2 separate regions of the Mus musculus genome follow, and region 1 is linked to region 2. The links are chromatin loops, found by intact Hi-C in ENCODE. Cell type or tissue: heart. All regions are shown on one strand.

The links. A loop is a pair of places that touch in the nucleus more often than their neighbours do. Peaks named below come from ENCODE experiments on the same cell type or tissue, not always from the same donor. Only the 100,000 strongest peaks of a DNase experiment are listed, where the experiment ranks them.
Region 1: a loop joins it to region 2, with 15 times the contacts of the local background. A loop is called at or near these places in 18 of 42 quality-filtered maps.

The regions. Positions count from the first base shown.
Region 1 is chr4:141,142,827-141,147,826 of GRCm38, reverse strand. No RefSeq gene overlaps it. Among named protein-coding and RNA genes, the nearest start is that of Fbxo42, 2.6 kb to the left of the region's middle. In heart, no CTCF peak of the experiment used is centred here; no DNase peak of the experiment used is centred here; H3K4me3 peaks cover 762 bases; H3K27ac peaks cover 884 bases.
Region 2 is chr4:141,360,949-141,365,948 of GRCm38, reverse strand. No RefSeq gene overlaps it. Among named protein-coding and RNA genes, the nearest start is that of Fam131c, 4.7 kb to the left of the region's middle. In heart, CTCF peaks have their summits at 2,559 (motif pointing right) and 4,895 (motif pointing right); DNase peaks (open chromatin) are centred at 2,638 and 3,138; H3K27ac peaks cover 1,307 bases; H3K27me3 peaks cover 2,031 bases.

The DNA.
Region 1 (5,000 bases), 220 kb after region 2:
CCATATTGAGAAGGGCCGAGGGCGCGGAGCTTTCTAGGACTCTTATCAGGATCGGCGCGGCTGAGCGCTGGTATCTGAGCTGTTTTTCCGATTGTTTGATAGTGCAGACTTAGATTAAGGCACTTGTGCCCCCAGGTACCCACGGGTTGAGCGTAGAGAAAGGGCAATGGGGAACGGAAGTGCCTTTTAGATATCCCCAGGGAGAGGAAGCTCCCGGCGTTGGAGCCTCTGGAAACTGTAGCAGCAGCTATGTTGCTACCAACTTTAAAAAAAAAAAAAAAAAAGAGGAAACCCAGTCTCAAAACTCCCGGTGTAGAGCGGAGCCTGGGAGGAAACAAGCCTGTGTGTTTCTCTGTGCTTCCCAGTGTGGCCATCACCGAGGAGTGGGGTCCCGCTCCCACAAAAGAGTCTCACTTCAAGAAAGCTGTGTGTAGGTGAGAACCTTCTAGAACCCATCCCTGCAGATGTGGTTTAAGGAAATGCCAGACATAGAGAGCTCAAGCTCTTGTGCAATTGGAGCATTCTGAGACATCAAGCGAATAGCCCTGGGATAAAGTAGACCTAGGCTTGTATAGCCCGTGAGACGTGGTACTAGGTCAAAAGTACCACGAGGCTTGGTGACACTCCTTTAAGTCCAGTTATGCAGGAGGTTTAAGGGCGAGAATTGCTTGATCCAGGAGTTTGAATCTACTTTGAGGAACCTCAATCTAAAAAAAACATTTATGTTCCTCATATAAACATTAGAAAAAACTCTGGCACGCAGTAAGTGAGAAACTAAGAAATTCCATTGCCCTGGCATGGTGGTTGACTATTAATCCCAGCACTTGGGAAGCAGAGGTAAGTAGATTTCTGAGTTCAAGGCCAGCATGGTCTACATAATGAGACCCTGTCTCAAAGAAAAAGAGAAAGAAGTCTTGGCTTGCAAAATGGCTCAGCAGGTAAGGGTGCTTCCCCCAAGCTTGAAGACCCGAGTTCAATGCCTAGAACCTACATGATGGAGGGAGAAAACCAATGCCAACTCCCACAGTTTCCACCCTGATCTTCATTCTCAAACAATGACACTTGTGAACATACATACAGTAAATATTGCGTGTGCCTGAGCATATCTTGTGCACCACGTGTGTGGGTGCCCTTAGAGGCTAGTAGAGGGTGTCAGATCCCCTGGAACTGGAATTATAGGCAGTTGTGACCCTACCACCGCCATGTGGGTGCTAGGGATTGAACCTGGGTGGTCCTGCAAGAGCAGTACATGTCTTGACCGTCTCTCCAGCCCTGTAATCTAAGTTATAACATGTTCTAAGAACTCACGCTAGGTTGAGATAGCCCAGCAATAAGAATCTGTTTACCGTCAGGCATGGTGGTGCATGCCTTTAATCCCAGCACTTGGGAGGCAGAGGCAGGTGGATTTCTGAGTACGAGGCCAGCCTGGTCTACAGAGTGAGTTCCAGGACAGCCAGGGCTACACAGAGAAACCCTGTCTAGAAAAACAAAAAAAAAGAGAATCTGCTTACCCCTCTCTAGAAGACCTACATTCATGTGCCAGCACCTACAAGCTACTCACAACTGTCTAATACCAGCTCCAGGGGGTCTGACACCCTATTTGACCTCTTTGGGCACCCACCCACACAGCACACACACACTCAAGCATAGATAAAAACAAAATCTAAATATATATATGTATATATATTAAAACAAGGCTGCTACTGGCCTATGGTGGCACACACCTTTAATGACAGCACTCAGAAGGCAGAGACAGGTGAATCTCTGGGTTTGAGGCCAGCCAGGTGTACAGAGTAAGTTCCAGGACAACCAGAGCTCTTCCACAAAGAAGCGCTGACTTGGGGTACAGGTGGGGAGAATTGCTAGGTCATGTTAGAGTTCAAATACAGAACCATTTTACCCTTAGCTCAAAGATAGGCGGGAGTTTTGTTGCTTTGACGAAAAGCTTTATCATTAATATCCATCATATATAGACTAGTACCCAGCGGAGACTCACTGAATATATGTTGAATAAAAGAATGAACTGGAGCCGGGCGTGGTGGTGCACGCCTTTAATCCCAGCACTAGGGAGGCAGAGGCAGGCGGATTTCTGAGTTCGAGGCCAGCCTGGTCTACAGAGTGAGTTCCAAGACAGCCAGGGCTATACAGAGAAACCCTGTCTCGAAAAACCAAAATAAATAAATAAATAATAATTAAAAAAAAAAAAGAATGAACTGGGAATTTGAGAACTAAGAGGGGATTCAGCGGATGCATGTTTAGTGAACACCTACTATGCACCAGAGTGCAGATGCATGTTTAGTGAACACCTACTATGCACCAGAGTGCGGATGCATGTTTAGTGAACGCCTACTATGCACCAGAGTGCGGATGCATGTTTAGTGAACGCCTACTATGCACCAGAGTGCGGATGCATGTTTAGTGAACGCCTACTATGCACCAGAGTGCGGATGCATGTTTAGTGAACGCCTACTATGCACCAGAGTGCGGATGCATGTTTAGTGAACGCCTACTATGCACCAGAGTGCGGATGCATGTTTAGTGAACGCCTACTATGCACCAGAGTGCGGATGCATGTTTAGTGAACGCCTGCTATGCACCAGAGTGCGGATGCATGTTTAGTGAACAGCTACTATGCACCAGAGGGCGTGCCATATCTGTCTGTTTGTGGTTTTCTGTTTGAGATAGAGTCTCACAGTGAAGTCCTAATTTGCCTGGAGCTCTCTTTGTAGACTAGGCTGGCCTCCAACTCACAGAGATGTACTCAACGTCTACCTCCCATGTACTGGGATCAAAGGTATTTGCCATCATACCCAGCCCATCTGGAGGGTTTTTGAGAGAATTCTTATGCTGTAGAACAGGTTATACTTCCTATGTAGACCAGGCTGCTTCAACCTCCCAAGAGCTGGGATTACAGATTTTATATATGCATATATATAAAGATTTTAACCTATATTTCTGAAAGTGTATGAGGGAGTGGATGGAAGTCAGAGGACAACCCATACATAGCAGTTGGCTGTCTCCTTCCAAGGGAGCAAACTGAGGTGGTCAGGATTGGCAGCCAGTGCCCTTACCTACTGAGCCATCTCACCAGCTTGTGACTTAGGTAAAGTTAACAAGGTCCCTGATACATAAAGAGCCTGTACAAGAAAGACAATAAATATGTGTTCGTATTAACTGCAATACATAGAAAAGTTATTAAAGCGAATTATTTATTACTAATCACAGTTCACGGGTTTTTTTTTTTTATTTTTACAATGTGCATGAGAGGGTGTGTGTGTGCGTTTGCTTGTGTGTGCATGCCATGGCATGTATGTAGAAATCAGAGGACAACTGCAGCTGTCTGTCCTTTCCTCCCACCTCGTTGAGACAGGGCTTCTTTGTTCCCTTCGGAGCATTGCCGGCTCCCTGGCCCATAAGCATCCAGGGATGCTTCTGTCTCACTGTAGGCACACTGCGATCACAGGTACCGTTACAGACAGCAGATGCCACGATGCCCAGATTGAGGTAGGTTCTGTCTGTTTGAACTGAGGTCTCATGCTTTTGTATTGTAAGCATGTTCCCAACGAGCCCTCTCCCCCGCCTCACTCAGTGCTCATTTTATTAGGTACCTAACACTGGTACCCAGGTGCCACCATTGTGCTCATTGTACAAATGGAGAAACAGTCTTCTCCAGGTTAAAGCTCCCCAAAACAGGCAGGGTTCAAGCCCACATGGTCTTGTCACTTCAAAGCCCAGGCTCTTGAACTCGGCAAGAGTTCTGACAAGCAGGAGGCTTGGTTACGTTCGACCTAGACCATCAGGAGGGAAATTGACTCTCATCTCTCACAGTGGAGAGAATATACGATAATGGCTCAGATTTGTCTCTCGGCCACACGTAGACTGGGACAGATAATGGGGACCAGGGCTAGAGGCAAGGGCTGAGACCGGGATGAAAGATGGTGCTCAGACCCGTCCAGTAAGTTCAAACGTGCTTTAAGAAAAGAGTCTGTCCAAATAATTACAGGAGCATTTTATGGTTTTAGTTATTTAGCTTAGGTAATATATGCACATAGTGCAGCATTCAAAGGCACAACAGGAAGTATAATAAAACGGAAATTGGAGTTGAGGACATGTTTCAGTGGTACAGAGTCTGCCTAGAATCCTCAAATCTGCACACATGTTTAATCCCAACACTCAGGAGTCAGAGGCACGTGGCATCTCTGTGAGTTGAGGCCAGCCTGGTCTTTAGAGTGAGTTCTAGGACAGCCAGGGCTACAAAGAGAAACCCAATATCAAAAAAAGAAAAAAGAAAAAAAAAAGGAAGGAAAGAGACGAAAAGAAAGGAAAACAAACCAGGTGGCTGGAGAAAAAGCAGCATTGGTTGTTCTTCCAGAGGTCCTGAGTTCAATTCGCAACCATCTGTAATATAATCTGACGCAGGTGTATATGCAGATAGAGCACTCACATACATAAAGTAAGTAAATATTTTTCTAAAAATTAACCTACTAGCCCCTCAGATATTTTTGGTCACACCAAATCAACTTCTGTTAACCCCCCTGACATCTTTTCAGAGATTTACAGGTGAGAAGAGATGGGGAAATGTATACATTTTAAATGACTCAGTATCAGCATTTTTGTTTTGTTTGTTGAAACAGGGTATGTGTCGCCCTGGCTGTCCTGGAACTCACTATGTAGACCAAGCTGGCCTCAAACTCACAAATATCAGCCTTCCTCTGCCTCCTGAGTGCTGGGATTAAAGGCATGCACCAGCTCTACCTGGCATCTTTTCTTTTGCTTAAAGAGAAAGAAAAAGTAAGAGAAAACTACACACAGCCTAGCATTTAAGGTTTTTGTTCGTTTGTTTAGTTTTGTTTTGTATGTGTGTGTATAGATGGCTTCATGTGCCCACTGCTCAACTTTTGACTGCCTACGTGTCCTTGTGCCAAGGACAGTCTGACTACGGTCTTTGTGCTTGCATTCCTACCACACCTGGTTTGAAAGTGACTTCCTAACATAAAAGC
Region 2 (5,000 bases):
GTGCCTGGGATGGGGAAATGTGCATTGAATGAGCAGAAGGGTCATCTGTGTTCCCCGTGTGGCCAACTCAGGGACACAGGTCGGGGATGGGGTGGGTGCTTCTGCCCATCCCATGTATTTACACTGTTTAGCCTCCCGCTGATTCTATCTTGTCACTCTACAGCACTGGTACCGTCCTGAGAGACCAGGCCATACTGGGGGAAGGCGGGTGGTGGCTCTTCCTTGCATTCCCACATTCACCTTCCCAATCCTTGGAATTCTGCTGAAGCAGACGATGTGCTGACAGGTCCAAGATGTGTGGCTGCCCTCCCCGGGACAACGGTCTGTCCTTTCCCAGTTCACCCCACAGCCCATCTGCCCTGTGACCATCCTCTGACCTCCTCGGGTGTCCTCCCGACACACCCACTCATGGGAGAGAGGGGAAGAAACCTGGGAGCACCGTGCCTGGGGGTGCCCGTCACCCCTCATGTTCTTTTCTCCTGGCACAAGCTTGAGAACCCAGGCAGAGCCCCGTCTAGTGGCTGTCCATCAATGGGCAGACATCTGCAGCTCTGAGAGCCCGCCCTGCTGTGGGTATTGAAGCATGGAGAAGGGACATTACAGGGATGGATGGGAGAAAGATTAATCTGCAGGAGTCATTCCAGTGGTGAATCAGACCCGTGCCTGCCTGGCAGTCCCAGGGTCAGTGGGAACACGGTGGAGAGAGCCATGTGTGAGCTGAGCTCAGGGTCAGGACGGAGAGTGCTGCCCCTATTGCCAATAAAGCCTGCGAGGTGACAGCTCCTGCCAAGGGCCAAGGGGACATGGGGATAGCAAGTCTACAGTGATCCTGAAACCAGACATTGAAGGTTGGGTTGAGTGCTGGCAGCTAGAACTGGTGGGTGACTCTCTGTACACAGAGGATTGAAAACAGGGATACACTTGGGGACACTCTGGGCACATGTGACACCAGGGGAGCAGTAGGAGAGGTTGAGGTTGTAGACCCTCCCCCCCCCCGGACATTCTAGAGGATTCTCTATTAAGCACAATAGCAGCCATCCTCATCTGCTCGTATGTGCCCTGCTCGAAAGAGGCCATTGGCTTGCTGACCACTGATACTCCCTCGAGCAAGTGGATGGGAAGACCATGGGATCCTTGTCTGGGATTCCAGACGCTCCTCTCAACTCTCTGAGTGTAATTCTGCTCTCAGGGGTGGCTAGAATATATACACTCGGGAAAGTCGATTGAAGGGGGTTGCATCCATATGGCTATGGAGAAGCCGTCATCAGTCCTGGATGAAGTAGCTGCTGTATACTTTGGGACCCTCCCCCCTCGGTCTCCTGCAGGTAACTCCTCACCCACACTCTGTAAGCAAGCTCAATAAATTCATTGGCTCCCCGGGGCGGACTGTGGTGGAATCATACTGGAGTTTGCCATGAGACCTTGCGAGGAGTCTCTCCAAGAGAGGCAAAACCTGATAACAGGAACAGAAGAGGGCCTGGCAGAACTGAGTGGGCGTCCGTCTGGTAGCTGGGAGGACCCTTAGTAGGTGCTCAGTTAATAGGTGGTGACGGTCCCAGGTGTCAGGTCTAGAAGATGGATCATGGCCGAGACACCGTCGGGCTGCCCCTCACCAGCGGGCACTTGCTGAGCCCTGGTGTGTCCAGCAAGGGCTGTATGGTGTAGAGACTCCACCCTGCACACTAGAGCCTACAATGTCAGTGGAGGAATTCAATGCTGAGGTTTCTCAAGCAGTGATCAGGGTCCACTTGGAACCACATAGGGCAGGTGAAGCCCTTGTGAAATGGAGAAAGGACCTGGCCTAGTCTGGGGCTTGGGAGGCATATTCTGGGAGCAATGAGGGTGGAGCCAGCTGCCCAAGAATATATGAGACTCAGAAGGGCAGAGAGAGAGAGAGAGAGAGAGAGAGAGAGAGAGAGAGAGAGAGAGAGAGAGAGAGAGAGAGAGAGAGAGAGAGAGAGGAGTCTGCCAGTGGCCAGTTGTCCTGGGGGTGGGAGGGAGGAGAGACCCAGGAGATTGAAGAGAAGGCAAAAATCTTGGGTGGGTTCCAGCAATCAGAGCTTGAAGCCCTTCCAGAAAGATCTAGAAATAAGGCAATGTGCCTGCCGCCCTTGGAATATGTCCATTCTTGCCTGGATTGGGGCTCCCAACTGGACTCATAGGTCAGACGTCTCCCTGACCCCAGAACAACAGGTGAACTAGGATGGGGGGATGGGCATGCACACGCTCAGTCTGATGGGGGAGGCAGAGTCCTGAGGGATCTCTGATCGAGGCAGTGATAGCCACTGTCCATGCTCAGCCCTGGGATGGCAGCAAGAGAGAGTAAATACTTCAGGGAGTAAATAGTACTGTGGAGTAAAGAGGGCTATTAAGTTCATTTCTTAAATGCCTAGTGTAGGCCTAGTCAATGGTGGCTGCTTCCCAACAGGACCCCTTTCTCAGAGACCAGAAATTGGTGTTGTAACTCTAGTTCTAAAGATCTCTGCAGGCAGAGGAGCCCCTGCCGGAACCAAGGACTAAGTTGTCTTGAGCTGTACATGTCATACAACAAGTGACCACCAGGGGGCAGCCTGAGACGGCATCATTCTAAATCCTTTTCAGGTTGCTTTTTGCCCTTGGCCAATTGACACAGAAAGTACCACGCTGGCAACAGTGACCCAGCCAGGGCTCAAGGTTGTGCACACTGTGATCTGAACTTGGTACCCTGTGACGGGGAGGGACTGAAACATTGTCCCAGCCTCTGGTCACTGGCCCCGAGGTTTACCACGATTGTCTGCATGTGTCAACTCTCCTGAGCCACAACTCTAAGGCTGCATCCCTCCCCGCAGAAGGGGACCCTGTTCTAACAAAACATCTCTATATAGAATACGTCCCCTTCGGTCTGAGATCTGCATAGCCCTGAGCCCACTGTGCAGATGTGGAGACTGAGAACCAAGAGACCCCAGGATGCAGTGCGCACACGGGGTGGGGGTGGGGTGGCTGCATGTGGCTAGGTCCACCTTTTGGAGACCTACCTGGCTGGGCGGCCCAGGGGCTAGAGGAGGAGCCTGGAAAAGTCATGACCTCAGAAAGCCACACTCAGCTACTCAGGGGCAGGGGACTTCCAGTGAGAGTCTGATGTCAGAATCCTCACATATCCGGGTAGGCTAAGCAGAACAAGAGGTTCCCAGTATGGCAGAGGGCCAGCAGAAACCCCTCAGGAGCTGACTGCTGGACCCTGTCCTGAGCACTGGGGACATTGATATGAGGTTAGCCAGCCTAGAAGCTCACAAGTGCCATGACACCTGGTCGTGAGGATAGTCCTTACCATTAAGGAGCTCTGCTGGGCCAGATGGGACCTTGGTGACAATTCAGGCATTTGGGTTAATATCAGCATGGTGCCCCGGATGATGGCATCAGCCCATTGAACCCTCCAGTAGCCCAAGAGGTGAGCCCACGCCATGGTCACGTTAGAAACACACACCACTCAGTGATACCTCAGCCCAGTTCCCCTTTGTCATAACCTGTGAGATGACTCCAAACCCAGACACTCCTGGGACCAGCACTGCTCTCTCTATTCCATCTCTGGATATTTATGCAAGCCGTACACACTCCCACCCCGACCCCCATTCCCACCCCCACCCCACCCCACCCCGCTCCCTCCACCAGGCCACACCATGCATGCCTGTGCCTTGCATCCTGCCCCTTCACCTTTATCTTCATTCTCCAAACTTCCTGTAAGATGCTCACCACCCACACAACGGGATGTGGAAGAGAGGGTACAGGCGGGAGGGAGCCAGCAGTCCTGGAGATGGAAAGCCGGTGTTAGTAAACAACGGCTCACAGCCTGTTTCTATAAATAAAGTTTTATTTAAACACATTCACGCTTATTCATACACCTATTTTCTATAGCTGTTGTGCTTTATAATAGTGGAGGTGTGGCAGACGCGGCAACCCTCAAAGCTGAGAATGGAAATGTTTGCCAGTATCTGGCCGAGGGGATACCAGGCTCAGAAGCACCAGGAGGGGCATAGCAGAGGGGTGGGAATTGAGATTGTGGCTCAGACTGGCTGATTTTTTTTTTCTCATCCCCCTCCCCCCATCCCCACCCCAGGTGCCTGAGCAGGAGATGTTAAAAACACAATAGCTCGTCCTCTCTGAAAGTCAGGCTGGGTCTGGATTCTCCTCAGCAGCTGCTGATCATACCAGGCTGGCGGAGAGTCCTGCTAGCGTCTGCTCTTCGGGAGTTGAATGGGAACTAGATAGATGGACGGGGACTCTCTTCTCTGGGAGCTCACAGGACACTATGGGAAGATGTCCAAGCTGAAACCCAGATCAGAAGTCACGGCCAGTGGGATCTGCCCTTCCGCTCCTCCTCATGTGGTTTCCAGCCACTCAAGAACCATCCCCCAGTTGTCCTGGGGAGGGAGGGACACCTTGTCTATACAGGTTAGCAGAGACCTGTGATGTTTGATGAACTAGCCAAGCCCTTGGTCCATGTCTGCAGGCAAAGCTCAAATTGTCGTGGGAAAGCCCCCGATGGTATTTAGGACAATGGGTTCTAGCCCAAGACTTATTCGGACAAGTCTGTCCCTGCTGGGCCTCGGTGTGGTCGTCAGGAACCGGGGGGGGGGGGTGGGGGGGACTGGGGAAACACACCTGGAAGACCCTCCGGCTGCACACGCTAAGGCTCGCCTTTTCTCTTTTCAGGCCTCAGTTTGTCTCTGTAAAATGGGGACATGAATGATGGCCCTCCCACACTCTTGCAGCTGGTCCCAGTCCAGGGAGATCACAGATGGGAAAGCGCTTTGAGCTCCGTGGAAGAAAGGAATTCTATAAACCTAGGGGGTTATTATGCTGCGGATCTGGGAGCAAGCATGGGCTCGTACCCAGAGGTCTACAGAAGTTTAGTCTGGCCGGTAGAGGGCGCTATAGAGAAGCTGAGTCTTGAATTGGAATCCATTTGGTCCATGAGAGTTCAGCATAGACATCAGGTCTGTACTGGGGAGGATGGGGGACAT